Regions from separate parts of the Homo sapiens genome. Here regions 2, 3 and 4 are each linked to region 1. Evidence: chromatin loops called from intact Hi-C (ENCODE). Cell type or tissue: dorsolateral prefrontal cortex. All regions are shown on one strand. Region 1 overlaps SGMS1 (sphingomyelin synthase 1). Region 2 overlaps SGMS1 (sphingomyelin synthase 1). Region 3 overlaps SGMS1 (sphingomyelin synthase 1). Region 4 has its middle 40 kb from the start of ASAH2.

The links. Hi-C counts contacts between places; a loop is a spot of excess contacts. Peaks named below come from ENCODE experiments on the same cell type or tissue, not always from the same donor. Only the 100,000 strongest peaks of a DNase experiment are listed, where the experiment ranks them.
Region 2: a loop joins it to region 1, with 2.2 times the contacts of the local background. A loop is called at or near these places in 26 of 110 quality-filtered maps.
Region 3: it touches region 1 in a loop (2.1-fold over the local background); 16 of 110 quality-filtered maps call a loop at or near these places.
Region 4: a loop joins it to region 1, with 2.7 times the contacts of the local background. A loop is called at or near these places in 18 of 110 quality-filtered maps.

What each region holds. Positions count from the first base shown.
Region 1 is chr10:50,414,509-50,422,508 of GRCh38, reverse strand. All of the region lies in intron 6 of SGMS1 (sphingomyelin synthase 1), which reads left to right. Among named protein-coding and RNA genes, the nearest start is that of ASAH2, 170 kb to the right of the region's middle. RefSeq lists a silencer at 4,069-4,348. In dorsolateral prefrontal cortex, CTCF peaks have their summits at 1,048 (motif pointing right) and 4,246; DNase peaks (open chromatin) are centred at 105, 4,248 and 4,918; H3K4me3 peaks cover 4,554 bases; H3K27ac peaks cover 7,200 bases.
Region 2 is chr10:50,363,765-50,371,764 of GRCh38, reverse strand. The region is part of intron 6 of SGMS1 (sphingomyelin synthase 1); the gene reads left to right. Among named protein-coding and RNA genes, the nearest start is that of ASAH2, 120 kb to the right of the region's middle. In dorsolateral prefrontal cortex, a CTCF peak has its summit at 3,762; no DNase peak of the experiment used is centred here.
Region 3 is chr10:50,549,482-50,557,481 of GRCh38, reverse strand. The region is part of intron 2 of SGMS1 (sphingomyelin synthase 1); the gene reads left to right. Among named protein-coding and RNA genes, the nearest start is that of SGMS1, 70 kb to the left of the region's middle. In dorsolateral prefrontal cortex, a CTCF peak has its summit at 4,483 (motif pointing left); a DNase peak (open chromatin) is centred at 2,893; H3K27ac peaks cover 7,387 bases.
Region 4 is chr10:50,287,525-50,295,524 of GRCh38, reverse strand. No RefSeq gene overlaps it. Among named protein-coding and RNA genes, the nearest start is that of ASAH2, 40 kb to the right of the region's middle. In dorsolateral prefrontal cortex, a CTCF peak has its summit at 3,824; no DNase peak of the experiment used is centred here.

The sequences.
Region 1 (8,000 bases):
CTGTTTTGTAAACTCCACTTCCTTTTAGGAAGTATCAGATTTGCTGTCTCAGTAGCATTCTGTATTGTTGGAACATGCCACAAAGAGCACAGAAACGCATCTGCTGCTTGGGTTCTGCTTGCCAACTGGTTTGAACAGCTATAATATTTGTTTATTCTTGATGTGTCAGCAGTCAAAGGGAACGTTTTCTTTTCTCCTTTGTGGCTGTTATATAACTTAAGCATCATTATATTCACAACAATGACTATTTATGCAGAATCTGCTAGGCCCTGGGGGATACAGATGCTCGGAAACACGTCTACCTCAGATGGATTTCCACTGTCTGCTGAGAGTGAAAGGTCAGGGATCTCAAAAAGAAGGAAGGATGCTAAGATCCTATGTTAGTTGTGAAATGGAAGTATAAAGAATAAGATCTGTAGGTATTTGGAGGAGAGGAGAGATTCCCCAGGGCTTTTGCCAGTGACAAAAGTTCTAGGAGAAGAAAGGGTTTCAGTGGTCTGGAATGGGATATGTACTAAAAAGAATGCAAGAAGGTTGTCAGGCAGGGGGCATGGTGTGAGCCTAGTGCTTTGAATGAAACTCTGTCACCTTAGCTGGTAACCACCCAGCAGCTGAGAGGCCTGGACTAAAGAGCACCAACATGGGAGCCACCTGCATGGGTCCCTTTGGGGCAGCCTCTCCACCAGGGATGAGCATGGCTCCCAACTACAATGTGAAAGTTAAGAATTTTTAGACCCTCGAGTGTACATGGCACACTCGGAGGCCCCCACCGTCTCCACTACATAGGCCAGGGAGCACAGGCAGAGATAAAGAGACCCATGGGCCACCATCTTATTAGGGTCCAGTGTGTTATCCAAATATGTTTCCTAAGGGGAGCTTTAATTGGTAGGTTTAAAGCAAGCAGGTGCTAGTTCCAGGAGGTCCTGTTGTGACTGAGAGGTGGTCAGTTTAAATTTGCAAGCAAATGTCTGAACGGTCTGTTTAAGGAAGTGGTGGGAAAGTGAGGAGCCCAGCCTGCTAGGCAGGACTTGGGTCTCTTCAGTTTTATTTCCTGCCACCAGTGGGAGCCATTCAGGTGGGGAATGGAATTTGAAACTGTCAAGGGTGACTGAGCCCTGATTCTGAGAAAGTTAAACCTATATTTAAAGTGGATGTCAAGGCAACATAAAATGGTAAGCACTCACTATCCCTAGGTATGGTGGTAGTAATGTGCCCTCAGCTTTAGGGGAACAAGGAGTGGACCAGCGGGTTATTTGGCAGAGGGTTTTTAAGATCGGGGTTGCAGAGGTAGAGGCAAGGCTTTGAGTGCCTATAAATGTCATGGCACTGGACCCGTAGTTTCACCGTCACTTTTTTTTGATAACTATATGTTGAGAATCCGTGTACTTTAAATTTTAATTTTAGACAACAAAGGCATCCTAGAACCAGTTATCCTGTTCTCTTGTGGGAATGTTCTAACCACATTGGTCATTGTGTTGTTCTTATTTCTGAAGCATAAGGATTATTGGAAACATCTTTCAAGTGCTTTGAGTTATGATTGCAGCCAAACATATTTATGAAGCCTTCCTTCTTCCTGGAGAGAACACCTACTCTGAATGTTAAGCTTGGCTGGATCCTAAACAATACTAACAAACTAGATCATCTCTCTTTCCTGTCTGTGCTGCCTTTCCCTTTCTCCATCATAGATCTCAAAGTATCTCTCTGTGTCCACACACACACAAACACAATTGTATTTTTTAGACTGCAGTGTTAAGTTTATGGAGTTGTTCATATACACTTAAGCTTTATGTAGTCTTCTCATGTAAAAGAGCTGCTGTCCTTGATATAATAGCCAACATATTATCAGTTCAGCCAGTATAGCTCATTGTAACAATTACATAAATATAAAATATCAGTGCTCTTAAAAATACACATTAATTTACATGAATGTTTGAGGAAAGCTGCCCGTAAAGCAAATTGTGTTCCTTTTGATCTCTACTATAAAATTATTTAATTGACTGAGAGGAAAAGGTTTATGACATGATGGCATGCTCGACTTTGACATTTGTCATGTGATGATGATGATGATGTGTTGAGAGGCATAGAGGGAGGGGCCCGCCTGCTGGAACAGCGGCTAGAAGACACTCAACCTCAGTGACTCAGGCAGAGGGGACGAATGCCTGAACCAGGAATGGAAAAAATGGTCCAGATATGAAAGAAGCCTTCATGTTACGCCTATTGGTAGTGAACCATTAAGAGAGAAAAGAGGGAGCTCAGATGATTCCAGAATTTAACTTGAAGTGTCTAGGAGAGTAACATTACCTTTATGAGGAATATGAGAGTCAAGAGAGATTTGACAGCTTCATCATCTAGGAGACAGGCCCAACTTAAGTACCTGTTGCTAAGGATAAATGTGAGGCTATAGGCCGATCTTGCTTCTGCTCTTTTGACCATAGTTTGGTTTCCAACTGGAAACACTCTTAGAGATCCTCAGAGAGAGATGAAGCAGTCAGTTCACCCTGTCACTTACTGGCAGAGCTGAGACTAGGAAGGGAGCTCTTGGCTTTTTGTGCAGTGTTCTTTCCACTCTCCCGTGCTGCTTTGGAGAAAAGAACAGCATTTTGCTGATCTCACTTTAGATCTTATCTTTGGCTAATGAGTATTTTCAAGAAACCTTGGCCTGTGGAATGACTCTAAACATGTATGAGAAAGATCTCCAAAGAGATCTTTGCTCAGGAGATCTCCAAAGCAAAGAACGTTTAATTTGTAACTTAACATTTTTTTCTTCCCATCTAGAAATTCTCTTTTGGCAATAGCAATCAACTCATTTCTTAATGGGACCTCAGGAATTAGCACTTCTGCAGCCCCCTGTAATTTGCCAATTCCCAAATAAAGTTTCTTTTAAGTATTTTTATTACAAAATAATGTTTAGGGCACAGTGACTCAGATGGAATATTTCCACAAATCACTCTTACTTTTTTAAAAGTAGGTTCACCTGTGACCTAAATGAAATCATTCCAATTTTAAGCCTATTTGCTACCAATAAACTTTCTATTGTATAGTAAGAATACCAAATTCAAGAATCCTGAACCTAAAGCTTCTTAAGTTTCTCACCACTTAAATGAGGGACTCAGACCAGGGAATACCAGAGAACTATTTCAGCTCTAAAATTCTTTAGATATTTAACATAGGAAAGAATTTTTGAAAATTACGAGCCAGTTTGTTTACAATTTTGGAGATTCGGATTCAGGACTCAGAGGGACAAGACAGCATTTTTTGAGTGCCTACTCTTTGTCCAGCACTGTGGTAAATGCTTTGCATGCATTGTTACATAATCAGTAGTTCCCCCCTTATCTTCAGATGGTATGTATGTTCCAAAGCCCCCAGTGGATGCCTGAAATCTCGATGGTCCTGAACCCTATATATACTATGATTTTTCCTATACATACCTATGGTGAAGTTTAACTTATAAATTAGGCACAGTAAGAGATTAACAGTAACTAATAATAAAATATAACAATTTTAACAATCTCAGAATGACATGAAATTTAAAATTTATGCATTGCTTATTTCTAGAATTTTCCATTTAATATTTTCAGACTGCAACTGAAGGGGCGGGGTAACGGACACAGCAGAAAGAGAAACTGCATATGGGGGGACTGTTGTAATCTGTAAACTGTTAGGTGGGCATTTTAGCCCCCTCATTGATGATAATTAACTTACTCAAGGCCACACAGTGTCAGAGGTCTGATCCAAATCTGCTTTGATACCAGGTCCCACCTCTTTGCACCCAGTATCTCTGCCTAACTCAAAAACTTTTACTAATCGAAACTAATGTACATCCACTGAAGTATCTTTCGTAAGATTAATCCTTGTTTCCCAAGCGTTTTCAAAGGCAACCTACCCTTTTCTAGAAGTTGTGTCGAAGTTGTCAAAGGCGTAAAGAAAAGGCTGTGAAAGGCTTCTAAGCTTGGTATAAATCAAGAAAGGAAAGTTCCGCCTTAACCGACACTGAACATGCTTATTGGTTAGGACTGAACGGGCTGACTCATTTCTTTTTTGCCGTGGTAGAGGGCCACACCCTGCATTCCAAAAACCCTCTGCTGCCGGGCCACACCCGCCAACCCCGCTCTTGGAGCCTCTGAGGTCCGGCTGGGCGTCTAGCTCGCAGTTGACCCCCCGGGAGAGGATCGGCGCATCCGGCCGCCCGCCAGCTCCAGACGCCGGGCTCCGCAGCGCCGCTGTCCTAGCACCAGGGCCCGGCAAGCAGGGGAACGGGACCGCCGGGACCGATCAAGGCGCGGGCGCCCAGCAAGAGCCGCGCCCGGGGTCTGCGCGCCGCTCAGCGCGCTCGCCTTTCCGCCCGCGCCAGGGCTGGCTGCGCGCACCCTGAGCGCGAGGAGCCGCGCGCAAACTTGGTGCCCCAGGAACTTTCCAGGAGACACTGCCTCCGGGGACGAGAGACCGTAAGTGTTGCTCCGGAGATGCTGTGGTTCATTAGAATACACTAACAGACGGTGTGAACCGATTAAAATACCGCAATCAGTGCCAATTCTACTACGGCGAAGTAAAGGGAAATCTTTATTTTTCCTGCATCCTGCTTTAATGATCAAATAGGCACTAGCTATTTACACCTGAGAAGGTTCAGTGCAGTTGCTGAAGCAGTGGGTCAGGATATGGGTAGGATCAGTCAACAAATGCTCTTTATATTGCGTGATGCTAACTGCCGTGGCATGAGAACCAAGGGTAGGGGGTGGTTTCTGTTTGGGGTTATCAAGTCTTCCTAATGGCAGTTTTTGAGAGAACGGGATTGTGTCTACAGATTGGTTATTAAGTTTTGGGGAAGTACTCACTTTCTCAAACTCCAGTCCCTGTACGAAACAGCCCTTTTGGCAACTCCTTTGGTTGGTTGGAAGCTGGCTTGTGAATGAGCTTGGTACTAAGTGCCACAAGGATGCACGTGCCCCTGTGTTTTGGACTGAGTGTGTTTACTCCATAACTGTGCTTTCTATTTAGTGTGGCCAGGTAATCGCTCTTGTGGAATTTGTCAATAAATACATGGAGAAGAATGCATGACATTTATTTTATTTTATTTTATTTTATTTTATTTTATTTTTGTGTTTGTTTTGTGTAGTTATACCAAAATAGGAAATCTGGAGACCTAAATTCTGTTACCCTGAATGCTACAAATATTTATCATAACATTTTTATCCAATTGAGTTACCGCTTTTAAATTTATGTAGAAATAAGTCCAGTGAGCCACTTAAAAAACCCGCTTTTCTACATAAGAAATTAGTGCAGTTGTATGATGCCAAGTAACTTATTTTCTTGCAAGAGTTTGGGGAAGTAGGGGACAGGGAAAGTGGAATCCTGTGACGACTGAGGATATACACAATGCAACAGGGAAGTTATCATGATCAGAAACACTGACTGCGTACAGGAAAGACAGGTTAAAGACGTCCCAGTAACATAAAGGATGGTGGGAAGACTTGTAAACTGAATTATGAAGTTATGAATATGAATGAGCAAGTCACGAATAGCATCATTACACATGCATTTATGAAGATAGAGACTGTGATGAGGTTAAAAGATAGACTGTCATGGAGAGAGGAAGAAAATTCTTTGCAGCTGGCTTTTTTTAGCGAGAGAAAGAAAATTCTTCGCAGCTGGCTTTTTTTTTTTTTTTTTTTTTAGTTCTATAAAGGAAACTTCCCTAGAAAGAAACCACTTCTAAATGGAATAATTAAAATAATTTGTTAGAAACTTTAAGTTACCCTATGAGCTCCTAGTAACACTGTTTTCAAGCTCATAGGTTAATTGTTAAGCCCTTTTGCTCCGAGTTGAACTGATCAAATGGCTCTGTGTAAAAGGTAACAGTGTAGAATCCTCTTTGAGAAATAGCATGTAAACTTGGGAGAAATGGCCTAAGCCCACGGTTCTCAAGTCACTGAGACAGTTGAAAAAGCCCCCTCAGGTGGTGAGAATGGGATAATATTTTATTATATCTCTAAGATGCCTCAAATCCAAAGAGATAATTAAATTTGGAATTTTATTAGTTTCACCTAATAGTTGTATAAAAGCTGAATATTTAAGGATCTCCTTTATCAGGCACTGAGATGCTTTGTATACATTACTTCATTTAGTTTTCACAATAGTCCTAAGAGGTGGAGGTATTTTTGACCCTGTTTTATAGTTGAAGAACAGGCTCAGTAAGGTTATATTACCTGCTCCAAATTTCACAGCTAGTTAATTTAGTTTATGTTGGAAGTTAGCATTTAAGGTTGGTTATTTTTCCTATGTGGCTCCAATTGCTCCTAAAATGGTGTTGATTTTTCTGTTTAAAATGATCCAGAGGAGGTTCTTGGTTCAAAGCAGATTTTTAAGTGATTTAAAAGTGCCTCATTGTCCCAGCGCCAAATTATCAAAGTTCAAGGAATTATGCATTTACTCTAGAAGGCTACGGCTTTCAAATATTAACTGAGAAAGCCCTACTCTTAATGAGCTCGTTAATGCACATGGCCGCCTTAGTGTTGCTGAACTCCGGTAACTTTCTTCTGCTTTTTTTCTGAAGACCTTTTAATTCAGGGTGTGCATTTTCCTCTTGCGTGTCACAAGTGCTATTCAGGCTTTCTCTAGTTGAATCCCCTGTTTGTGAGTGCATACCTGCAGTATTTTATATGCTAAGTGAAATATTTTTAAATTTACGTTAGCACCTAGATTAGCGTTGAACCTGTTTTAAGAATGGTGAGTTCATGAAAGGCACACTCTGTGAGAGCTAAAACTAGTTATGTGGAGGTGAGAAAGTCTCAGCGTGTCTGATCAGAGCATCCATTTCTGAGAGAGTCCATCTGTGGGCATATCATCATACAAGAGAATAATGCCACCTTCATCGAAGACCATGAAATACCATGAAATATTCCAGGACTAGGCATTGCTGACAGCCCCACATCATCACCTGCACCATCTAGTTGACACAGAACACCTACCCACTTCCTTAAGCCACTCTAAATCCTAACTGCTTTAAGTGACCTGAATTCTTGAGCATGTTGAAAGAACATGCCAGTGTGATGATAAAACCACTTGGGAGTAATCTTGGAAAAGTCATGGAGAGGGGGAAGCATGCCACAGAGTCCATTTTCAAAAATGGGGAAATGGTAAATTCGAAAACTTTAGATTCATAACTTACGTTGGTGTCTAGCAGAATTGTAGATCACATTTTTTAAAAGATTGGTCAGAATCACTTACAAAAATAAAAGTGATGATCAGTATGTAGCGTATGTTTGCTAAGAATTATTCATGTCCAATTAACCTCATTTGTTTTTTAATAATGTTACTGGACAAGTATATCAGGGCATTGCCATAGATATGCAATGTCTGCTTCATCAGAACATTTCGTTTTGTTATGTTTTGAGACGGAGTCTCGCTCTGTCACCCAGGCTGGAGTGCAGTGGCGCGATCTCAGCTCACTGCAAGCTCCGCCTCCCGGGTTGACGCCATTCTCCTGCCTCAGCCTCCTGAATAGCTGGGACTACAGGCGCCGGCATCAGAGCATTTAATAACGTGCTACGTGTGTTCTTTACTCAAGATGGAAAAATATGGATTGGATAGCGGTATAGATGAATGAGTTTAGGTCTTTTACCCAAAGAGGGATGATCAGTGGCGTAATGTCAGACTTGAGCAAGGTGTCGATAGTGTCGCTTGAGAAAGGCATATGGTACAGCTGGTGGGAAAAACTTCACACAGTACAAGAGATAGGGTATTTGGAACCAAGGAGATGATAATTGCGTCGTTCTTTGAAGCACTGTAGATAGTGGTTACGAATAGAGACTCCAAAGCCAGACTCTGGGCAAGTTATTTGAGTTCTTTATGCCTCTATTTCTTCATTCATAAAATACAAATAATAGTAATAATACCTACCTTAGAGGGCTGTTGAAGATGTTGAAGGATTAAATTATATAATCCATGTAAAGTGCTTAAAGCAGAATCGGATAGTAAATTGTATATATTAGATCCTAGTCTTC
Region 2 (8,000 bases), 51 kb after region 1:
CTTCAATTCTGTTACAGCAGCACAGAATGTACTAAGTCAGAGAGGATGCTCAGAGAAGGCTTATTTGAAGAGACGACATGGGAGTGGAGGCCTGAATATTGACTGGAAGCCCATCATGTGAAACATAGGGTGGAGGTGTTCTAGGTGGAGACAATAGCATGTTCAAAGTCTGTGAGGTAGGAACTACAAGTAGTCCAAAGTAATTGAAGTATAGTGTGCAGTTGTAGAACTCCACCATACAAAGGCAGGAATGGTCTTGTACAATATGAAATAATGAAGTGTGGGTTTTATTTTAAGAACAGTGGGAAGTTACTGCAATAATTCAAAGATGAGAATTACACAGTTTTAAAAGTTCTCTTGCTGCCTTGTGCAGTTTGGGTTTGGATGGGATAGGGTGTGTACGGGAGCAGTATTGAGGAAGCTTTGGCAGTAATTCTGATGAAATGTAATGCCACCTGAACCATGGTGGTTACAATGGAAAGGAGAGTCATGCGTGGCATAACGACATTTTGGTCAATGACAAATTATCTGTACAATGGTGGTCCCAAATGATTATAACACAGATGAAAAAACCTATATAGCCTACTGGTGTAATAGCTGTCCTAACATCCTAGTGCAACACATTACTCACATTTGTGATGATGCTGGTCTAAACAAACCTACTGCACTGCCATCCGTATAAAAGCATAGCATATATAATTATGTACCTTACATAACACTTGATAATGATAGTATTTGGCTCTGTTAATGGTTTATGTATTTGCTATGGTGTACCTTTTATCATTATTTTAGAATGTGCTCCTTCTACTTATGTATTTTAAAAAGTTAACTATAAAGCAAGTCCTTCAGGAGGAATTCCGGAAGGCATCATTATCACAGGAGATGACAGCTTCATGCATGTTATTGCCCCGAAGACCTTCTGGTGGGACAAGATGTGGAAGGTGGAAAACAGTAATATTGATGATCCTGACCCTGTGCAGGCCTAGGCTAATGTGTATGTTTGTGTCTTTTTTTTTTTTTTTATTGAGATGGAGTCTCGCTCTGTCGCCAGACTGGAGTACAGTGGCACGATCTCGGCTCACTGCAAACGTTGCCTCCTGGGTTCAAGTGATTCTCCTGCCTCAGACTCCTGAGTAGCTGGGATTACAGGCATGCACCACCACACCCAGCTAATTTTTGTATTTTTAGTAGAGACAGGGTTTCACCATGTTGGCCAGGCTGGTCTCAATCTCTTGACCTCATGATCAGCCCACCTCAGGCTCCCAAAGTGCTGAGATTACAGGTGTGAGCCACCATGCCTGGCTTGTGTCTTTGTTTAAAAAAAAAAAATTTTTTAAGTAAAAAAAAAATTAAAATTTAAAAAATAGAAAAAAGCCTATAGAATAAGGATATAAAGAAAATGTTTTTATACAGCTGTATAATGCGTTTGTGTTTTAAGCTAAGTGTTATTACAAAGGAGTCAAAACATTTTAAAAATTAGAAAATTTATAAGGTAAAATGTTACAGTAAGATAAAGTTAATTTATTATTGAAGAAAGAAAAACTTTTAAATAAATTCAGTGTACCCTAAGTGTGCAGTGTTGACAGTCTGCAGTAGTGTACAGTAATGTCCTAGGCCTTCATACTCACCCACCACTTTACTCACTGACTCACCCAGAGCAACTTCCAGTCCTGCGAGCTCCATTCATGGTAAGTGCCCTTTATAGGTGTCCAATTTTTATTATTTATACCATATTTTTACAGTACCTTTTCTGCATTTAGATACACAAAGCTTACCATTATGTTACAGTTGCTTACAATAATCAGTACAGTAGAATGCTGTACAAGTTTTTAATCTAGAAGCAATAGGCTATACCATACAGCCTAGGTATGTAATAGGTTACACCATCTAGGTTTGTCCAGATACATTTTCTGTGATGTTCACACCATGACAAAATCACCTAATGATGCATTTCTTAGAAGGTATCTCGTCGTGAAGTGACACATGACTGTAGATGGATTTATGATATACTTAAGAGGTAGAATTGGCAGAACTTGGATCTTTGTTGAAACTGGTTCTTTTCAGTGCAGCCCTTTTTCATCTTTGCCATCTTGATAGCTAAAGAATGGCATCTTGCTGTTGTTTTAATATGTCTTTCATTTTTTTGTAACTAGTGAGATTGAACTTTTTTCCTCCACATTTGTTGATGGGATTTTTTGTTTGCTTTTTTTTTTTGGCATATGTATGTGATTGACCTATTTGTAATTTTTATTTTTATTTTACTTTTTCAGACAGAGTCTCACTCTGTCACCCAGAATAGAGTGCAGTGGCACAAACATGGCTCACTGCAGCCTCAACTTCCCAGGCTCAAGGGATCCTCCTGCCTCAGCCTACCAAGTAGCTGGGACCATAAGCATGTGCCATCACACTGGGCCAATTTTTAAATTTTTTGTAGAGACAGGGTCTTGCCATGTTGCCCAGGCTGGTCTTGAACTCGTAGGCTCAAACAATACTCCTGCTTTGGCCACCCAAAGTGTTGAGATTACAGATGTGAGCCACTGCACCTGACCTGTAATCTTTGTGTAAAGTCTTTTTCTTATCAGATTTTTAAGAAAATATCTGCTCTTCATATTTACAGTGTATGATGGATTTTTTAAATATTCTGTCCCCTGTTGTCATTTATCTTTTAGGCTTGTTTATGGAGTATTTTGTCTACAGGTTTTTAATCATAATTTATTGAAAGCTATGGTTCATATGTTTGATGTTATATATACGTTAATGTTGGAGACTTCATAAATGCTTGTGAACTTGTGAACACTTTTATGTATAACTTATTTTGAACCTTGGTTCTTTAAGTGTAACATTCCACAGTAATATATAATCAAGGCTTTCTAAGAGTAAAGTATTTATTTGACCTAATGCAAAATAGCCTTGGCCGTGTTTGTTCAAATCTTTTATCTATTTTACAAATTGTTTTATAATGCCTTTGGTTAACTAATTTGAAAACTTACATAATTTATATAATTTCTTTACAGTTCAGTGGTCATTGATTAATTGCAAGGCTCTAGTTTTGTTATGTTGAATTATAGTTATGGAAGTGAGAGAAGAAAGCTCATTAAAATTTAGTATTGGCTGGGTGCAGTGGCTCACGCCTGTAATCCCAACACTTTGGGAGGCCAAGGAGGGCAGATCACCTGAGGTCAGGAGTTCAAGACCAGCCTGGCCAGCATGGTGAAACCCTGTCTCTACAAAAATACAAAAATTAGCTGGGCATGATGGCAGGTGCCAGTAATCCCAGCTACTCGGGAGGCTGAGTCAGGAGAATTGATTGAACCCGAGAGGCAGGGGTTGCAGTAAGCCAAGATCGCACCATTGCACTCCAGCCTGGGTGACAGATCGAGACTCCGGCTCAAAAAGTAAAAAATAAAAAATAAAAAAATTAGTATAAAGCAAGAATAAATATTTGTAGTGATGGTTTTGAGATTAGTCCTTCTAGAAAACAACATGCTGTTTAATTTTTAAGCTTTTGTATTTCTTTGAAGTGTCCTAGATATGGTCTTGTATGACTGCAAGATAGCTTAGATATGCAGTATGTTTGCATGAAAAACTATGGAAACAACTAATTGTAGAGTCACTAAATGCACATTAAAATCACATGGATATAGAGGAGAGCACATCAGTTGATGGCTCAGAAAACAGGGGTTCTAGTTCTTGCAATTCCATTACATAGTTTTGTCACTTGGTCCCAGGACATCTATTGGAAGCTATCTCTAAGATGCTGTATAACTTGAGAAGGGCACTGGGATGAGTGTGTAATTTCACAGACTTTGCGTTGCCCCCTGGTGGTATTTTACCTTAGTCCAAAACTAGAGCTGTGGTCACTTTACAACCTGATCCTGTGATCCAGTGGTGACCTACTTCATGGATAAGGATTATCCTCTAGGGAGCCAAACTTTGGTGCTTTTAACCAGCAGTTAGTTAATAGAGAAGCTCAGTGAAAGTGGGACCTGGAAGTTTGGGAAATTAGCACATCTTAGTTAGAAGCAAGAAGTCACAGTCAGCGGTGAGTGGAAAGGATGTAATGAATTGATTGATGGATATTTGTTTTCAAAGAATTAACGTAATTGCTGTCAGGAAAAGAAAACCTTAATGCATTAAGGGTAGGGACTGGTGTGGAGATCTAGGTAGAGATCTACATGTGCTTTTCTTAAAATCTTTTGATTCTTTTTTTACCTCCAGGAGACCAGCAGAAGGAGACAGGGAGAACCATATATGGGAGCAAAGAACATGGTGGGCACGCAAGTGGTGCTGTCATGGCGAGGAATGCTCAAAGGATATACATTTAAGCGCCATGAATTTAGAATTTATCCCTTTGCATGTTCTCTAGTCTGAAAATAGTTTGATCTTTTGTAGCTATCTAAATAAGTATTAGAAATTTATTTTGGGAGGTAGACTTGAACTTGATTTCTCCTATCTGGGCCTGTGAGTTGTTGCTAATTTTGAAACTTGATGTTAGTCCCTAGGGTTGTGTTCCTTAAATTAGGCTTTTTACCTCAGTCACTCCAATTTATTTTTATAAGCATACTTTGGTAGACTTTTTCTCAGTGAAATGGAAAACCATTGGTTACCCAGCTAATGAGAATTTATAATCCTCAGTGGACTGCAAAACTTAACTTCATTCTGACTGGCATGAGATGGTATCTCATTATGGTTTTGGTTTGCATTTCTCCAATGATCAGTGATGTTGAGCTTTTTTTCATATGTTTATTGGCTGCATAGATATCTTCTTTTGAGAAGTGTCTGTTCATATCCTTTGCCCACTTTTTTAAAAATTATACTTCAAGATCTGGGTTACATGTGCAGAACGTGCAGTTTTGTTACATAGGTATGTATACACATGTCATGGTGGTTTGCTGCACCCATCAACCCATCACCTACATTAGATATTTCTCCTAATGTTATCCCTCCCCTAGCCCCCCACCCTCCAACAGGCTCCGGTGTGTGATGTTCCCCTCCCTGTGTCCATGTGTTCTCATTGTTCAACTCTCACTTATGAGTGAGAACACATGGTGTTTAGTTTTCTGATCTTCTGATAGTTTGCTGAGAATGATCGTTTCCAGCTTTATCCATGTCCCTGCAAAGGACATGAACTCATCCTTTTTTATGGCTGCATAGTTTGCCATGGTGTATATGTGCCACATTTTCTTAATGTAGTCTATCATTGTTGGACATTTGGGTTGGTTCCAAGTCTTTGCTATTGTGAATAGTGCCACAATAAACATACGTGTGCATGTGTCTTTATCGTAGAATGATTTATAATCCTTTGGGTATATGCCCAGTAATGGGATTGCTGGGTCAAATGGCATTTCTAGTTCTAGATCCTTGAGGAATCACCACACTGTGTTCCACAATGGTTGAACTAATTTACACTTCCACCAACAGTGTAAAAGCGTTTATATTTTTCCACAACCTCTCCAGCATCTATTGTTTTCTGACTTTTTAATGATCGCCACTCTAACTGCTTTGCCCACTTTTTGATGGGATTTTTTTTTCTTATAAATTTGTTTAAGTTCCTTGTAGATTCTGGATATTAGACCTTTGTCAGATGGGTAGATTGCAAAAATTTTCTCCCATTCTGTAGGTTGCCTGTTCACTCTGATGATAGTTTCTTTTGCTGTGGAGAAACTCTTTAGTTTAATCAGATCCCATTCATCAATTTTGGCTTTTATTGCAGTTGCTTTTCACCATTTGACCCAACATATTACTTACACCTTTTGACCCAACATATTACTTACACCATTTGACCCAGCATATTTTACCATTTGACCCAGTATATTACTGGGTATATACCCAAAGGAATATAAATCATTCTAGTATAAAGACACATGCACACATGTTTATTGCAGTACCATTTACAATAGCAAAGACATGGAACCAACCCAAATGCCCATCAATGATAGACTGGATAAAGAAAATGTAGTACATATATACCATGGAATACTATGCAGCCATAATAAGGAATTAGATCATGTCTTTGCAGGGACGTGGATGAAGCTGGAAGTAATCGTCCTCAGCAAACTAACACAGGAACAGAAAACCAAATACCTCATCTTCTCACTCATAAGTGGGAGTCGAACAAGGAGAACACATGGACACAGGGAGGGGAACAACACACAGCGGGGCCTGTCGGGGGTATGGGGGCAAGAGGAGAGAGAGCATTAGGACAAATAACAAATGCATGTGGTACTTAAAACCTAGATGATGGGTTAATAGGTACCGCAGACCACCATGGCACATGTATACTTACGTAACAAACCTGCATGCTCTGCACGTGTATCTTGTAACTTAAAGTAAAATAAAATTTTAAAAAAAACTTCAGTATAGTTAGTTTTTAGAATATGTTATATTAATCAAGAAATTGTGTTCTTTTCTTTCAGCCTATCAATTTGTTACCAACACTAGAAAGTCTCCAACTTAAAAACCAAAAACATACTTTAAATTAGTTGCTTTTTTTTTTTTTTTTTTTTTTTGGTGAGATGGAGTCTCACTCCGTCGCCCAGGCTGGAGTGCAGTAGCACGACCTCGGCTCACTGCAATCTCCACCTCCCGGGTTCAAGAGATTCTCAACGTCCTGAGTAGCTGGGACTACATGCTCCACCATGCCTGGCTAATTTTTGTATTTTTAGTAGAAATGGGGTTTCGCCATGTTGGCCAGGCTGGTCTTGAGCTCCTGACCTCAGGTGATCTGCCTGCCTTGGCCTCCTAAAGTGCTGGGATTACAGGTGTGAGCCACCATGCTCAGCCTAGTTGCTTTTGATTATCTTTGTTAGGCGTGGTGACTGGGTGCCCCAGTCAGCCTTCCAAAGTCCTCAGGTTATTTATAGTGGCCATGCTTCTGAGTAAAAATCGTCAGCACATATCTGATCAAGAATTTGTAACTACTACTGGGTAGCAGAAACATGCTAAGAGAGAAGTCATTTAGAAACTGAAATATTGCATCCTCTAGGACATTTTGATGGTGTATGAGAGAAGGGAAAAATATGTTTGAAATCTGAATTGCCTTAGAAAAGCTGGAGGGAACGATTATTTTACATAACATGTATGTAAAGTTTATGGTGTTATTGTTCTCATCACTTCTTTAGTGTTAAGGAGGCACTATTGCCCATTACAAGGTTGTGATTGGAAGTACAATCAAAACTCTACTTTTGGATATCAGGAACATTGTCCTTGTGCTTTAGGTCCTCAGTAGCTCTTCTGGTTAGGGACAAAAGTCCTAATAAGGAAGGTCAAGGATGGAGACTAGCCCTTCTGGTTGGGGTGAGATGGAGGGAAGTACAACCAGAAAGTGAAAAGCAGGATGGGGCTGGAGCATTCTTCAAGATCTTCTTATCCTTTTTAAAAAAATTAATTAGTGTGGAATGGTAATAACAGAAAGTGTACTTTCAGCCATTGTTTTTGGACATTTGATGAACTTTCAGTCTGCCAACTCATGTCTCCTTTAGTTCTGATAATTTTTTTAAATTTTCTCTTTTTAGATTTAAAATATTTCTAAATCTTTGTTTGTTTTTTTCTTGGATTTTCTTGAACTCCTGCTATTCAGATCTTGGGCTTCTAGATTGCTTTTTTATTATTCTCTTCTCTCAATTTTCCATCTTTCATTTTGTTTCACATCTGAAATTTTTTTTCAACTTTTTCTATTGTTCCTATTGAATTGTTCATATTGACTAGGAATTTACAGGAGCTCTCTTTTTAAAATTCTCTCTCCTTTTTGTGGTACCATCTTGTTCTTTTTTGATACCTTATGTCTTTGAAAATGTTAGTAATAGTTTTTCATAGTCTGTTTTCCAAGTTCTTTTAGTTTGTTTGTTTTTTATCTTCATCTCTGGCTTTTATATTTATTAGAGAGTTTCTTCAGATACCTGGTGATTTTTTTTCATATTTTAAAGTAGGCACAAATAAAACTGTTTGGAAACTCTTTGCATGAGGTGAGCTTGTTTATATGGTTTCAGTGTAAGATGATC
Region 3 (8,000 bases), 130 kb before region 1:
ACTAATATTGCTTAAATATTTAGTGGGCAGTACTAGATCTTTATTCCTATGTGTAAGCAATTTATTACTAATTTCTTTTAAAAGCATATCACTCAAGAATTCTTTTTCCAAATGACTAATAATGATGCTTCATACTTCTGTGATTAAAACATAGCTAGCAAAAAGCTAATTGAGTTACTTTATCTTTTTAAAATACTTCCAACATTCTTCTTGCTCTTTATTCATTATTGTGAATATCTAAAAAATTATTTAATAAATAAGTGATACTAAGTTCAATAGTATTTACATGTACTGTTTACAAAGAACTGTACCCTAGTGAATATTCAAGCACTGGAAAATGCCTATGAGCATTATCTGATCGTGTTAACATTTGGATCTTCTAGAAAGATTAACAGCACTGCATATAATCAGTATTTGTATAAAGCCTACTATGTGAAGCTTATTAATATTAATTTTATTTGCAATATTGACTCACCCTTGGCGGCAGACAGGACATCGAACTCACGCTTAGAACATGGGAACAGCTACAAGGAAGACTGAGTGATTGGATTGGGGCTCTTCTCTTCTGCACACTCCTGTCTCAGTTCTCGGAAATGTTGGCCTTAACCTTTACCTCTGCAGGACGGCATTTCCTGTGCTTGCTTTGGACTTGTCAGTGGACTTGATGTTGATTGCTAAGCAAGCAAGAAAATTATAATACTGTTTTTGCTGTTTCTCATCTGATTTTTCTAGGGATTCTGCAAAACCTATAAATTTCCAACTAAATTCTGGAAAGGAGTTACTACACAGAAACACTGTTCTCATTTCACTCCAGACAAACTTCTCAGTTGTTGCTGCGTCTGTGCGGGCCTACGGGGTCTCTCTGATCTTACCTCTGATGATTGTTCCCTTGGCTCATTGTGCTCCATTCACTCTGGCCTCCTTGCTCTCCTGAGATACACCTGGCACATGTTCCTGTGGTACACCTGTTTCCGCTTTCCCTGGAATGTGCTTCCCCTGACATGTTTGCTCACTCCCCTTCCTCTAGGACATGCTCACATGTCCCCTTTGGAATGAGGCCTTTGGTGACCACTCTAGACAAAATAACCCAGCCCCCAAGCACTCTCTGGCCCTCTGCCTGCTTTCTGTTTCCTCCATGGCACTTAGCACTTGTCTGACACTACTGTGGGGTGGTCCTGAGGGCAGTGGTTGTGTATACTGCTTTATCTTCAGTGCTGCAACACTGCCTGTTGCATAGTAGAGGCTCTGTAGTTATTTGTTAAATGAATGAATGAGGTTACTCTTACAGTTTTGTATGGAACAGCTAGGAGACAGGTAAGATTGGTGACCGAGAGTTGTATTAGGAGGCTGTTGTCATGGACCCCCTGGGATTTGGTAAGAATCCAAACCAAAGGGTTGGAGAAGTGAAACAGTCAAGAGACAGGGTGGGTAGGTGTGGTGGTGATGCATCTCCTTTGGGAATGGAGGAGAGGGGAAAATGAGAGCATTCTGGAATATTCCCTGTTTTTAGCCTGGCAATTAGATGGTCTTTCCGTTGAGCTAAGATAAAGAATACTGGAAAAAGACTAAGCATTTCTTTTACAAAGCAAATTGTGTGTATTAGTAGAGAACAACATATTTCTGAAATTGGTGTTTTTATGAAATATAGTTTCTCAAAGGCTCTAAGTAACCCTTGCTGAAATGCTGATTTTAGTTTGAGGTCAAGTTTCCTAAAATGTTTTAAAAGCTAGCCATGCAGGAAGGCTTTGGCCTCCAGGGAGTTTATATCTTTAGATAGAGAGATTTTTCTATATTTGGGAGCTAAACTGGAGTTTCTGAAGGTCTGAATACTTAGTTAGCTTCTCAGTACCTTGAGTCACTAACAAAATTAACATTTTAAATAGGAAGTTTACAGTTCTTCCCTCTTTTAATAAATGTTTCCTTGTATAAGAATGATCTTTGAAGCAGAGGCCTCAACCGCATTCCTTATTACACTGCTGCAGCTCTGGATGTACCCATGAAGCCCTGTAATTGGAATCTTCTGGCTGGCTCAGATAAGCAGCTTATTTGTGAGCCAGGTCCTGCCCTGTTTCTTTAAGGCCTCAAAGCAGGAAGATGGTGAACTTTATGCAATTCTGAGTTGACTCCAATCCAGATGTATTTTGGAACTAGGTAGAATATGACTGGTAAGTGAATTTTAATATTTTAATTGAGTTACTTGGATGAATTTAGAGTGATTCTAGGTATTTGCTAATAAAAAATACAGAGTTCATGTTTGTGAGGCTTTTCACTGATTACAATTCATTACTTTGTTCCAAGATAATTTTGTCTCCCTTGCTTCTCACCTGCCACGTGGGAAGCCTTGGCCTCTTTCTTGCTGAGGCTCAGGCTCCTTTGAATAGCAGAGATGAGGGCATGATGCTGGTGACACCTGCTGGCGTGACCCCATTTGGGGAGGCTCTGGCTTCTTTCCTATATGGTTAGAGGTGTCCAGGACCTCTGGGAACCCTGTCTGTTAAATGGAAAGAGTTGGCCTAGAGCCTCTCAGGCATCTCCCAGCATTGAAATTCTGTGCTCTAACTGCTTTTGGTAAAAAGAATGCAGTAGATCTGAATGTACTGATGTGGAAGGATGTCCACGACATATTGTTGAGTGAAAAAAGCAACTTGTAGAACATTTTGTGTGTCTAGAAAAAGAATACATAGTGATGTAATCTGTTAGCAATTGGGGGAGTAGAAGGGAAGGACTTTTACTTCTTAATTTATATCCCTTGGAACTAAATTTATTCACCCATATGACTTTTATAATTTTAAAAGAATAGCAACTAGAAAGCCAATCATTTTAGATGAGCTGTGGTGGGGCCAGCCCCTGAACCTTCTCGGTGCCTGCATTGGGTGGCTGCAGCCTGCTCCTGCATGCCATACTCCCTCTAGCAGCAGCTGGCTTGGGCTGAGAGGCCGCTTCCCACTTGCACTAGCAGGGAACCTTTGTTTTTTCATACCTGCCAGCTGGAACTGTCTTCCCTGCCTGGCTCCATTGACATTTGGATTTACAACTCATATTTTAAAGTTAAAATATATAGGTTGTGCTTCTTAAAAATCACTAACGTTTAAATTTTTCATTTGCTTAGGCTTGCTTTTCTGAAATTAGTAGGCCTTAATGAGGTTTTGGTGAGTTCCAGGATAGTCTTTCCCTGACTGACAGACCGGAACGGGTTTTTGTGTGTATTTACTGACAATGAGTACTGCAGTATGTAACTAATAAAGAATTAAAATACTACTTTTTCTAGGGATGTTTCAGTTTTAATAGAAGGCTCTTAAAGTTTTTAGGAATCAAAGCTCTGAGTCTCAAGCACCTCTTGACTAATGGTGATCCCATATTTTTAATTAGGCATGATGTATGGTTACTCCCAAGTCACCTGTGTAGGCTGGAGATGCTGTGGGATGTGGCAGTAGGTGACGGTTAGGTGGTGATTGTAGGTGCAGAGTGAGTTGGGTGACATGCTGGGAAGACTTTCATATATTGTACCAAGACCCTATGTGTCCCTTCTGTTTTCAGGTGCCTTGTGCCTTTCCTTTATTGGGTCTTATCTGAATAATTTCATCTGTTGCTTTGAGTATAACTAAATATTAAGATAAAAACTATCTAGTGGAGCATCAGTAGCTTATAATTTAGCAAATGGGCCTTTGTTGGCACTTTGATTTAACTAATGTAGATGACCTATGCAAGAAGAGTAACTTTAGGCTTTTCAGTGAGTGACGTGAATTTAGCACATCACATGAAGCACATGTCTTGGAGCTATTAGCTGTCATAGTTTATTGAGTCAGATACCTAAAAGCAGTGGTTCAGAGACGCAGGCATGAACTTTTCCACCTGCCTTACCTTGCTGAGGTCATTTTAAATGCCCCAAGCTAGAAATTGGGTAAAGATTTATAATTTGTCAAACTGAAAATAGAAGAATATGATGAGATGTAGCTTGGGGTGAAAGATTTTTTTGTCTTAAAAATCAGTAATACTATAATGTAATAATAGTTTTCTTTTATTGAGTTTTCATTTATTTACTGTAAAGTCAGGAAATATACTAAGTACTTTTTGTGCATGGTCTCATTAAACCCACAGAGCAACTCTATGAATATCATCCCATCTTACAGACGAAGTAGCTGAGTAACAAAGAGGCTAAACACCTTGACCAAGGTGGTATATTTAACTAATAAATGTTAAAGCTGGGATTTGAACCCCAGGGGTTAAATCCAGGTCCAGAGTGTTAACCACTGAATTATACTCTTTCCCTTAAGTGGATGATAAAACCTTGCTAACTAAGGCTAATTGTGAGCTTATTGTGGACAACATTAACGTGACTTCATTTAAGAATATTTAGTGTCGGCATAGATCACAACACCATGGCTGTGATTGGCACCGTGGTTGTTTTCATTTCTGTAGCTGCTGTAACAAATGACCACAAATGTGGTGACTTAATCAAGGCATTGGCAGGGCTGTGCTCCCTCTGCAGGTTCTAGGAGAGAATCTGATCTTTGCCTCTACCAGTTTATGGTGCCTGTCAGCCTCCCTTGATTTGTGGCTGCCCTACTCCCATCTTTGCTCTGGTGTTCACACTGCCTTCTTCTCTTCTCTTTGGTGTCAGGTCACTGTCTACCTCCCTCTTACAAGGAAGGATACCTTTGATTGCATTTAGAGCCCACCAGGATAATCCCCCCATCTCAAGGTCATTAACCTAATCACACCTGTAAAGTCCTTTTTGCCATGTAAGATAACATTCACAGATTCCAGGGATTAGGACATGGATATCTTTTGGCGGGGGACGGGGCACTATTTAGCCTACTACAGTGGCAAATATTAATAGAACTTTCAGTCCGCCTTGTAGGAGTATGCTTAACGTCAACAATTTCCTAACTGTTTTGCAGGACACAGATGTTAAAAATGTGAAAGAATTCTGTTGTCAAACAGACTTGAGAGTCATTGTGTAATATATCCCTCTTTAAGGAGATTCCCAATGCACAATGAAGGCTTTGAGAATTCCTGTGGCAATGAAAGCTGCTTAACCTTGTCAAACCCAGGATTCCTCAGACTTAGTTGATTACAAAACACTTCTTTTTAAAGGGTATGTCTACTTACATATCAAAAAATACTTGAAGATGCCTTAGGAAGCATGAGTTGAGTTACTTGTTGCCTGTTAGTCTTTTGAAGGCATAGAGTGTGTTTTAACTGACTTTTTGTTACTTAATATCTTAAACATGCTTGGAATTGATTGGACAGAATAAAACCAAGATAAATATACAAAATTAAATGATTCAGGGATAATGTGGGTTATGCCTTGCGTGCCTGTCTGAGGAGTTTGGACTTGATTCTCTAGACCAAGGATTGGCACACTGTAACTTGTGGGCCAAATCCAGCCTTCTGCCTGTTTTTATAAATAAAGTTTTATTGGAACACAGCCACATCAATTTGTTTGCATATTGCGTGTGACTGTTTTGGTGCTATAATAGCAGAGTAGGGGATAGGCTTGCAGGGCTTAAAAAATCTGAGCTTTTACACAAAAAGTTTGCCAACCCTGATATAAGTAGTGGGAAGCCATGAAAGGGTTTTGATCAGGGAGGTGGTATCTTCAGATTTGTGTGTCAGAAAGCTTACTCCAGCAGCTGTGTGGAGGATGGATCGGAGAATACAATGAACAGGGGGATGGCAGAGGGAATGGGAGGGAAGGGAACAGCAGAAAGACATTTTGGACATAGAATCTACTATAAGCCTGGGTATGGGGTATGGGAGGGAGAGGAGCCAAAGACAGTTTTGTAAAATAAGCTTTTAATTTTAGAATACTTTTAGATTTACAGAAAAGTTGCAAAGATAGTACAGAGTTCTCATATTCCCAGATCCAGTTTCCCCTACTGCTAATATCTTATATCGATATGAAACATTCCTCATAACTAATGATCCAATATTGATATCTTATTATTAACTCAAGTCATAATTTTTAAATATTTTCTTAGTTTTTACCTAGTGTCCCTTTTCTCTTCCATGATCCCATTCAGTATTCCACATTACATCTAGTTGCCATGTCTCTTTTGAGCCCTAGACGGTGACTGTTTCTCAGGCCTTGCTGGTTTTTCATGACCTTGACAGTCTTGAGGAGTACCAGTCAGGTGTTTCATAGAATGTCCCTTAATTGGGATTTGTCTGATGCTTTTCTAATGATTAGATTGGGGTTATGGGTTTTTGTGAGGAAGATCACAGAAATGAAGTGCCATTTTCATCGTATTATATCTAGAGTACATAGTACCAACATGACTGCTCACGTTGATATTGAGCTTGATCACCTGATCAAGCTGAGCTAGTGTTTGGCAGGTTTCTCCACTGTCAAGTTACTTTTGTTCACCCTTTCCATACTGTGCCCTTTGGAAGGAAGTCACTATATGTAGCCCACACAAAAGGAGTAGGGAGAAGTTACGCTTCTCCTTGTGGTTGGAATGTCTACATAAATTACTTTGAATTCTTCTGCACAGAAGGTTTGCATATTCGCTCCCATTTATTTAATCAATGATTTATTTTTTAGTATGGATTCATGGATATTTAATTTATGCTTCAGGTTATAATGCAATACTACATTATTTATTTGGTTGGTCAAGTTGTTCCAGCTTTGGCCTTCGGGAGTTCTTACAGTGTGTGTATGTTTTAGTACGTCCTTATTTTCTGGCATTCCAGGATGCTCAGGCTCATCTTGAATATTTGCTTGCCCCAGACCTAGAATCAGCCAGTTTTCCAAGGAGTTCAAGGGTTTAAGCAGAGGTAAAAGTTGTCAAAGGAGGTTGACGAGGAGGGGTCAGAGAAGCAGGTGTATTAGTACAATCTCAGGGCATGCCAGGGTAGCAGATTGGTGAGTGTGCCTTTTTAAGTCAAGGTTCCGGGATAGATAGTATAGGAGTCTGGCTGCTGGAGAGGGCTGGGAGGAAGGGCAGTAGAAGATAAGGCTGGAGCCAGAGGTGTTGGCCTTGAAAACCAGTCCAAGGCATGTTAACTCTCTTTGGCAGGAAGGGTGTATTGTAGGGCTGATAAAAGCTGTGCTTCAGGATAGCTAGTCCGCAGCTTCATGCAAATTAGATAGAGGGATTAGAACTTGCAGTTGCTTCATTGGGAAATTTGGAAATGGGTGCTTGGTGAGGTAATGAAAAGAGGCAGGAAGCAGTGGCCTATTATTTGCTACCAAGGATTTTTGCATAGATTAGATTCCTTCTTAGGGAAAAGAAAGTTAGTGATTAAGCAGTCTGTTTGCTTACAAGCAAATGTATACAATTTAAAAAAGTAGATTGTCTTAAAATATCTACTCTGCCTGTTGTATTTACTAATGTGTGCAGTCTCCTTTTCTTGGAAAAGACTGAAAGGTGGACTTAAACTCCACCCAGTTTGGAAAGTCACAGAATCCAAGTTAATGGAGTCTGCATTTTTAATTTGATTTTTATGTGGTGTCTCCAGTCAATTTCAAAATTATTTCCCGTTGAACTTTCTGCTTTATCTTTTTTAGATGGTGGTTTATGTAGCTTTTAATAGCTGTGGTGTTTCTGAGATAATTGATGGCAGAGAGGAATTCTGGCTGAGCCTCGGTTGTATGGAATTAATAATCCTGGGAATACTTATTTGTTTTTGATTGGCTCCTGGCATTTAAAATTTTTCATTTCTTTTGCATAAACCTGGGAGAACACATGTGACTACACTTTAATCTGCATGTCTTATAAAGAGAAAAGCAGAGTCACCAAATTAGTGCAATGATCTGAATTTTTTTTACCTTTTTTTCTTCAAGTTCAGGGATAGATGTGCAGGATGTGCAGATTTGTTACATAGGTAAACGTGTGCCATGGTGGTTTGCTGCATGTATCATCCCAACACCTAGGTATTAAGTCCAGCATCCATTAGCTATGCTTCCTGATGCTCTCCCTCCCCCACCATCCCTCTCTGGCAGGCCCCAATATGTGTTGTTCCCCTCCTGTGTCCATGTGTCCTCATCATTCAGC
Region 4 (8,000 bases), 130 kb after region 1:
CATTGCCTTTTTATGCTTCTTCCATCCTTACATTGGTATCTGTGCATCTGGTGTAACAGTCACTCCTTAAATTTGTTTGCATTTGCCTTTTAGTTGGGAATGACTTTTTCCCGAAGGTGTATCTATAGTATTGGTTGAGCAGGGCACTTTGGCTTTGATTCTGGGTATGTGCAGTAGTATAATCTCTGTATAATTTATTTGGCTATAAACACCACCAGTAGTGTCTGATTTACTCAGTGGTTTAGAATACTGTTAGTGAAGGCTGTGGTAAAGTTTTGCTGGAGACAGGGACAGCAGTTGAGCCTGCACTTAGGCCCCAATGGTGGCAGCAGTAAGCCAAGCATGCCTATCCTTGCAGGGCAGCATATGTTGACCCTGGTGTTAATGGGTCCAGGGGGACTGATTCTTGGACCCCCACAGGTGGCCATCTCAGGTGCCAGCAGTTGCAGAAGTGGGCCAGGTGCCTGGGCAGCAGGCGTGGAATGGGCAATGGCAGTAGCAGTGGTGAGAGAATCCTCTGACTTCCAAGCAGCCTGTACTGGTGGTGCTGGTGGCTGCAATGGGCTGGGTAGGCCAGTCTCCAGGCCTTTAGGTGGCATTTAGTGGTGCATACCAGCTGTGGTATTAGCAGCAGATTTAGTGGGCCTATCCTCAAGAGCCTGGAAGGAATGCTTAGATGCCAACAATGTTTGATGGGGCGGGGGAATCCCAGGCCCCTAGATGTTGTGCTTGGGCATGGGGGTGGGTGGATCCAGGCTAAGCACACCTGTTCTCAGGCCCCCAGTGGTGTGTGTGGTAATGGGCTATGGTAGGCAGAGGCAGGGCAATCACCAGGCTCTTGGAGGAATGCTTAGGTTGGAGTGGCAACAGTTGTGCTGTGGCTCTGCTCCTGGGGAGGAGAGGGTTGCTTTCAGTGGCAGTAGAAGAAGCATAAACAGGCAACTAAGGAGCACACTCTTTGGCCACAGTTGGCAGCCATATAAACAGAGTAGGCTTTCCTCAGGGCATTTTTAAATGCATGGTGGCCCTGCTACTGGGGGTGGTGGGGTTGCTGCCTATGGCTCATACTTTGGCCCTGGCAGTGCCAGACAGCAGCAGCTCCCTGCTGTGTGTGTGGGATGTCAGTGGGGCTCCAGGGATGTGAAGATGCAGGAGATGTTGGGCTCCAGGGCATTCTGGTGGAGACTGCGCTCTCAAAATAGTGCTTTGCTATAGCTGCTTAGTACTGGGGGTGGGCATGGGACCTGGTGTGAGCTTCCTTTCTGGAGCAATTCCTTCAAGAAATCTCTAGGTAGCTCCCTATGTTAGTCTCAGGGCCTGTGTGGGTTGAAGGACTCTCCTGTGGCAAGAATTGCAGGAGTCTGTGGTGGGAATGTGAACTGCTGAGAGTCACTCACTTTCTCTTTCACCGCAATTGGGAGATTCTTCAGTCCCCCAGCTGAGCATGCTGCCTCACTTCCTTCTCCTCCTTTGCCTTATATGTTTCCTGTCACTTCTCTGTTGAATTCCAGTGTTCTCTCATAGGTGACCAAAGTATGATTACATACTCACTATTTTGGTTCTTGTTTGTGGGGGAGGCAAGTACCAGCTGCCTCTGGTCAGCCATCTTAAAACCATGTCATGAATCTGTCTTTTAGTGGGTCTGTTTCTCCAGGCTTGACCTTCATGAGTGTGGTAGTAAACCCACTCCTCTTATCCTCTATTCTACATAAATTCCATGACTGCAGAATTCTTTGTCTGCTTCCTTGAAGCCTTGATGCCTGCTGACGGTTTTTTCTCCCTGAGTCAGATGGGAAGACTAGAAAGGGCTAAAGTACAAGGAGCAACCTCCAGTAATTTGTCATTTACCATGTAGGTGTTCTTATTAGTTTATGGCTCTAGCGGCTTCCGCTCCGTGTAAGCAGATCTTGCCCATGACTCTGAATGCAACTCTCTCTCCAGATTTTGGAACAGTGGTTGTACCTATGACTTCATTTCCATGATGGGTCCAAAAAAACTTGTTTTGCAGTTTGCTCAGCTTCTTCCTATTGTAAGGATGACAGTGATAACTCCCAAGCTCTTTAAATGTTGAAGCTGAAAACAGAAGACCTTGATGACACAGTTTGCATGGTCAAATAAGTTTGGGAAACAATAAGCAGTTATTGGCAGAGTATCCTTAATGACTAGGTATACAAATTTATGTCCTAACAACAGTTGAACTATAAGTCGTTATCAGTCTGCTTTAATGACTTCCAACTCTCAACACAAAAGATGTCCAGAAGAACATGAAAAAAATTAGCATTGAAGTGGAAAATGGAGGTGCTTCATTCAGTTATCTTCTAATTAACATTGCATTGGGAACTTTGAGGCCATTCTCTAGGTTTCTTAGCTGTAAGACTTGTCGGAGTCATTAATGTGCTAATGTGCATTGTGACTCCTGGAGAGGACCCAGGATGCAGCTGTATGCAAGTCCAAGTGTCTAATGGACAACTATTAATTTACACAAGACGGTTTCAGCTATACTGCTCTATGAAAATGCATGTTCTTGAAATAACTTTATCAGGGAAAAAATAGTACCTCTCAAAGGAGCAAGTTGAAAATGAAACCCCAATATACCTTATAACAATGATGGGTGCCATGAATATATGCTGAAGTGTAGTAACATATGTCAAAAACAGCAAGTTCCATCCTCTGAGGTAACTTCCTTTGTGGTGGGGTTCTTAGCTCTGCAAACAGCCAGATATTTGGGAGTGCCTATGGCAATGTTATTTTTATTTTTACTGCAGAGTACATCAGAGTGTTTTGTGGGCACTTGAATCTCTGGGTGTCAGTTTTGATCTTTCCTTCTGAATTGTAAAAAGGCAGAAATGGATCTGCCTTTTTAATTGGCATGGAGTACCTCTGGTACAGAATCAAAATATTAGTCATCACGCTGAGGTGCTGCATTTTTATCCGACACTCAGTTGTTACTCTTATAACCCATATGGAATCTTATGAAGGATAGCTTCCAGTCACTTCCTCCAAGATATTCTATACCACCACCATCACCACACCAACAGTCCCAATCAGGCCAGAACATCAAGTGTGGCTCTTTTAATAGTCATTGAATAATAATCCATCTTTTAAGTGAATCAAACCAACAAAATCTCATTGAAGAGGGTCCATATGTTTACTACATACTATATTACATCACATAGGCAGAGATTTTTCTTAGCCTTCATAGGAAGTAGAACTGGATTTTCTTCTCTGCAACTGATTCTGTCTCATGAACATTAAATTTTATACTGATTGTGTTGTGTTTTTTTGCTTTGGTGTTTGGGAAACTGAGTCTAATTTATTGTCCATTCTTAACAACTGTACTGAATTTTAGTGTATGTATTTGTGATCTTGGTATTATCTTTTTTTTATATATTTTTCTCTTTTGCCCCAATTTCTTTCTATTAGTCTTTGTTTAATAAAACACTTTTGTGGAAATAAGTTGAGGTCAACTCTATACTGATGTATAATTCATTTCTCAGAAGCTGTCAAGCATTTTGATGGATCGGTATTCACTCTCACTAGGCCTCTGTGGATTGTCCCTGCGTGAATGATAAGGGTCTCCATTGTGATGATGGATTGGAACATGGCACTACTTCTTGGCTCTGTGATACCCCAATTACACCAGGCTTTTCATGGAAGGTTAATTTATAGTGAGAGTAGAACATTATTTTGTGGTTTGTGGGTTTTCTTTCAAGGTGATAAATTTAAAATCTGGTTAGGGGCTTATGAAAAAAAAAATCTTTGACATCACATGATGGAGCCCTAAGTATTGGCCAGCTCCAAGCATGACACTTTACCAGTAGCCTTTAGCATCCCCCTGTGGCTAACTTTGTAGAGCACTTGTAAATATACCTCTTCATTGGTTTTTGATGGCTATGGATGGTTCTGCTCTTTTTCTTTTGGAGGGTGGAGTGGTTGTAATCTTTGATTTTTGCTTTCCTAATCCTTGTATTAGTTGGCCTCACAGGCCCTTGGGATTTCACAAATTATCTTCAGTTGCATTCTTGGGTAATAAAGGAATAAAAATGGGCTGACAATAAGGAATGTCCAAGATTGAGGCTGACCATAGAACCCTGGGAATTTCAAGGCTAGTCTTTCATGCATTCACTTATACATTAATCATCCCCTCGTCTCTTCACCTCCCTCCATTCATTCAGCAAATGTTTTTGTGTTAGCATTGGGAGCTGGTGTCAAACAAAGTAGACAAGGGTGCCTGCCTTCATAAAAACTTATAGTCTGGGCTATTTTCAAAGGATAGTAAAGGAAATCTCAATCAATGAGTACTCTACCAAATTAGATTATTTGGACTTTAAGAAAAGAAACTATGAGAAATATAAATAGATAGATGAAATTATTTCCTCCTTAAAAACAGTTTCTCTCAGAAATGCCATTGGCTTGCTCTTGAACTTTGACGCCTTGTACATGTTTATGTATATGTCTTTAGCATTGGATGAAGAGCATTAATATTGAGACATTGGAATCTCTTCTAGTCATCAAGGAAATAATTAAAAGCTTCCCTTTGCTCTGTTTCCAAAAGTGTAAAATAGGTATTTTAGAAAGACTTTTCTGTTTAAAGAAGGCTTGCTGAATAAGCCCTATTTAAATTAGAAATTTCAATTACTCAGAATGTCTCATTAACCCAAGTTTTTAATTGAGAATTTATGAAATGGCCTGAAAGAAACTTCCAGATTAAGCCCAGTTGAAGAGGGAGAAGTTAGGAGTCTAATGAGTTAGTGGTTCAATGTGTCTAGTTTCACTATGAGATTTTTCTGCTTCAATATCGTTTCCTTGCAGTGCCTAGCACAGTGCTCAAGGCCTGTTCTTAAAGTTGTTGAGTGACTTTTCCTAGGAAAGTCTCGAGAAGTAGAATTCCTACTTCTACTCCAGACTGCAGAAAAGCCTTCTCCAAAAAGACGTGTTAATGGCCTGGAAGTTGCATTCTGCATTTGTCTGATGTCTATTAAAACTCAGCCTTAGACAGAAGCATAAACATAAGAATTTCCACCCTGAAATCTGTGGCCTGGCAATCTCATAATCTAAAACATGGGCCTCAAGGAAGGCATGGAGGTGATCCCTGACATAAACCTAAAGCTCAGCTTCCCTTCACTATCATTTTTCTACATAAATTAGTTCACTTTTCCAATCTTTTAGTTTCCTTCCTGCTAGAACTCCCCCTTGGAGTTCCATTTTCTCTTGATAGGTAAATCAGTAACCCAGGTGTGCGGGGTAATTCTGACTAGGATGGGCAAAGACTATCCAAAATGCCATCTCAGTAGTCTGATGGAAAATTCCTTTTTGGGCAACTTCATGATTATCAAGACTTCTAGTACATTGGGAAATTTTAGACAAAGAGAAAATGAGGTTGTCAGAGATTTATCTCCAGCAGTCCTCGACTCCAGGTATAGGTGGCCCTCATGATTAGAAATAAGCCTGTAGCAAGAAAAATAGTTTATTTGACAAAATCCCAGTGTTAAAGCAAGGCCCAAACTGCAGAGCTACTCCTGAATACTCTCTCTCTCTTTCTCTTGACTATTCTACTTGTCTGAGAGCAGCGTGGATACATCCCAAACTAGGGCCTGATAAAGAATCATTATGGACATTGGTTAGTAACAAATATGATTTCTTAGAAGGAGCCTCAGAACATCAGGAGAAAATGTCAGGTGCCTACAGTCTAGAATGCTTGGCCTGTGTTATGGTGCATAATTCTTTGTCAAGTTATGGTGTACAGTATTCTCTATTTAGTCAATTGTTTTTCTCTCATTCTTTTTGATGAGCCTTTTTTTTGGCTTGGATGACCCAAGATAGGTTCTAAAATAATTTGGGTTACCCAAAGCATTTTTCAGTGTGAGTATGAAATAGCAGTGGTTGTTATTCCTGTAGACAATCCTAGTTTGCATTATTTCTAGCAAGAACTTCAACCAGGATAGTGCATGCATCTTTATTTCACACCTAGAGCTTCGTCCAACTCTTTTCTCATGGGCTTGAGTCAAGATGCGGTAGTGCTTGGAGAGGTATAGTCACTTCCAAATACAAATGGTCCCCGACTTAACAATAGTTTGACGTACAACTTTTCAACTTTACAATGACGTGAAAGTGATATGAGTTCAACAGAAACCACACTTCAAGTACCCATACAACCATTCTCTTTTTCACTTTCAGTACAGTAGTCAATTACATGAGCTGTTCAACACTTTATTATAAAATAGGCTTTGGGTTAGATTATTTTGTCCAACTTCAGGCTAAGGTAAGTGTTCTGAGCACGTTTAAGGTAGGTTAGGTTAACCTATGTTTAGGAGGTTAGGTACATTAAATGCATTTTCAACTTGCAATATTTTCAACTTACTATGAGTTTATCAGGACATAATCCCATCACAATCTGACGGACATCTGTATAAACTCAGAGTAGTTTCTGAAAGGGCACATATCATTCAGAATAGTTTCTGAAAGGGCACATATCATATCATTAATAGAGTTATCTAATCTCCTAGAGGCCTCCTGATCCTAGAAGCTGCTCTAGTTTACACCAACACAACTAGAAACCCTTAAAATCAGTGTTACCATTTATCATTGTGCTGTTTGGGAATGAAATGTACTCTGCAGACCACAGTGGATTGTGCAGGTACCCACTTGTCTGGGGGATCCAGAAAGCCTTTGGGGAGTGAATAAGAGGGGCAATAACAAGTTCAAAGAAAATACTTCTGCTTGGGAAATGAGCTAGGCACCTTCTTCCCGTTTAACTTGTGTTTGAGGCACTGAATAAAGGTTTGATAGTGAATATACATACTCTACCATGTTATGAAGAATGAGAGTAGTTACCCTGGGGAAAAAAGAAACTACAGAAGGAGATAGAGGAAGTATGGTGTATCCAAGAGGGCATGGACTGGGAACTCAGTTGTGTGTTCAGATCCCAACTCTACTGTTTACAGGCATTATGCCCTGCAGAAAATGACTAACTTACAGGCATTGTGCCCTACAGAAAATGACTATTTTCTTTTCAGAGCCTTAGTTTTCTTCTTGACAAATTAGGGACAATGTTATCTATCTTGTAGATAGATAGAAATCTATCTTGTAGCATAATGTGGGGCAGTCATGGCCTGTGAGTACAGACTAAATGCTCCGTAAATGACCACTGTTTTTATAGAGAGAAAAATGGGGAAGAGAGAAATGAAAAGGAGGCCCCTGTGGAGCCAAGAAAGAAGTCCCAGCTAATGGAAAGATGGGCCCCAGATACAGCAAGGCCAACTTGGTGGGAAACCGGGGCAAGCCCAGACTCAACCTTTATTTGAACTTCTGTCCAAACATATTTACGTCTTATAACCTTTGGTAACATAATTGCTCTAGCATTCTGCAAGCCTGATGTGCATGGACAGTGGTTGCTGGAGTATTGATGGACTCTGAAATAGCATGGCATGGGATCTTGGAGGGTGAGTACCCATACAGGGTAGCAATGAAGCAGAAACACATGTGGCCACCATGATTTATTGGCACCTAAAGGCTGCTTCCCTTGCCAGCTCTGTGTCATCACATGAAGGAACTGGTGGAGTTTGAATTGCTTTCTTCTAGTAGTATTTAGTACCATGAGGAGAAGTTTCAGTCAAAGCACACTGCCTCTTATGCATTTTCTTTTTAATGAAGAGCCTGTGTCCATGAAAAGGTACATATCTGGCTTCCCTCTGGGGATGTGTAGAAATGCTTCTCGTTATTTAAGGATGTTTTTGGGGGAAAAAACCTAAAATTAAGAAACAAAAATCATTTTTGGAACAGGCATGATTTGGCTGTTAAAGTGTTTGTTTTGAAGGCTTCTCTAAAATCACTGGCTCTGAGTTTGGCCGAAGTCCTGTCATTGTCAGGCCTATGGGAAGTGTGTTCATTACCCGCCTTATTGGCCAAGGGAGGCTTTTGACCTCTGGCTGGCGTTTGGCTGTGACAGGCTCCCCTAGCAGAGGGTAACAGGTGAGGGTATGGCACCAACTTCCTTTTCA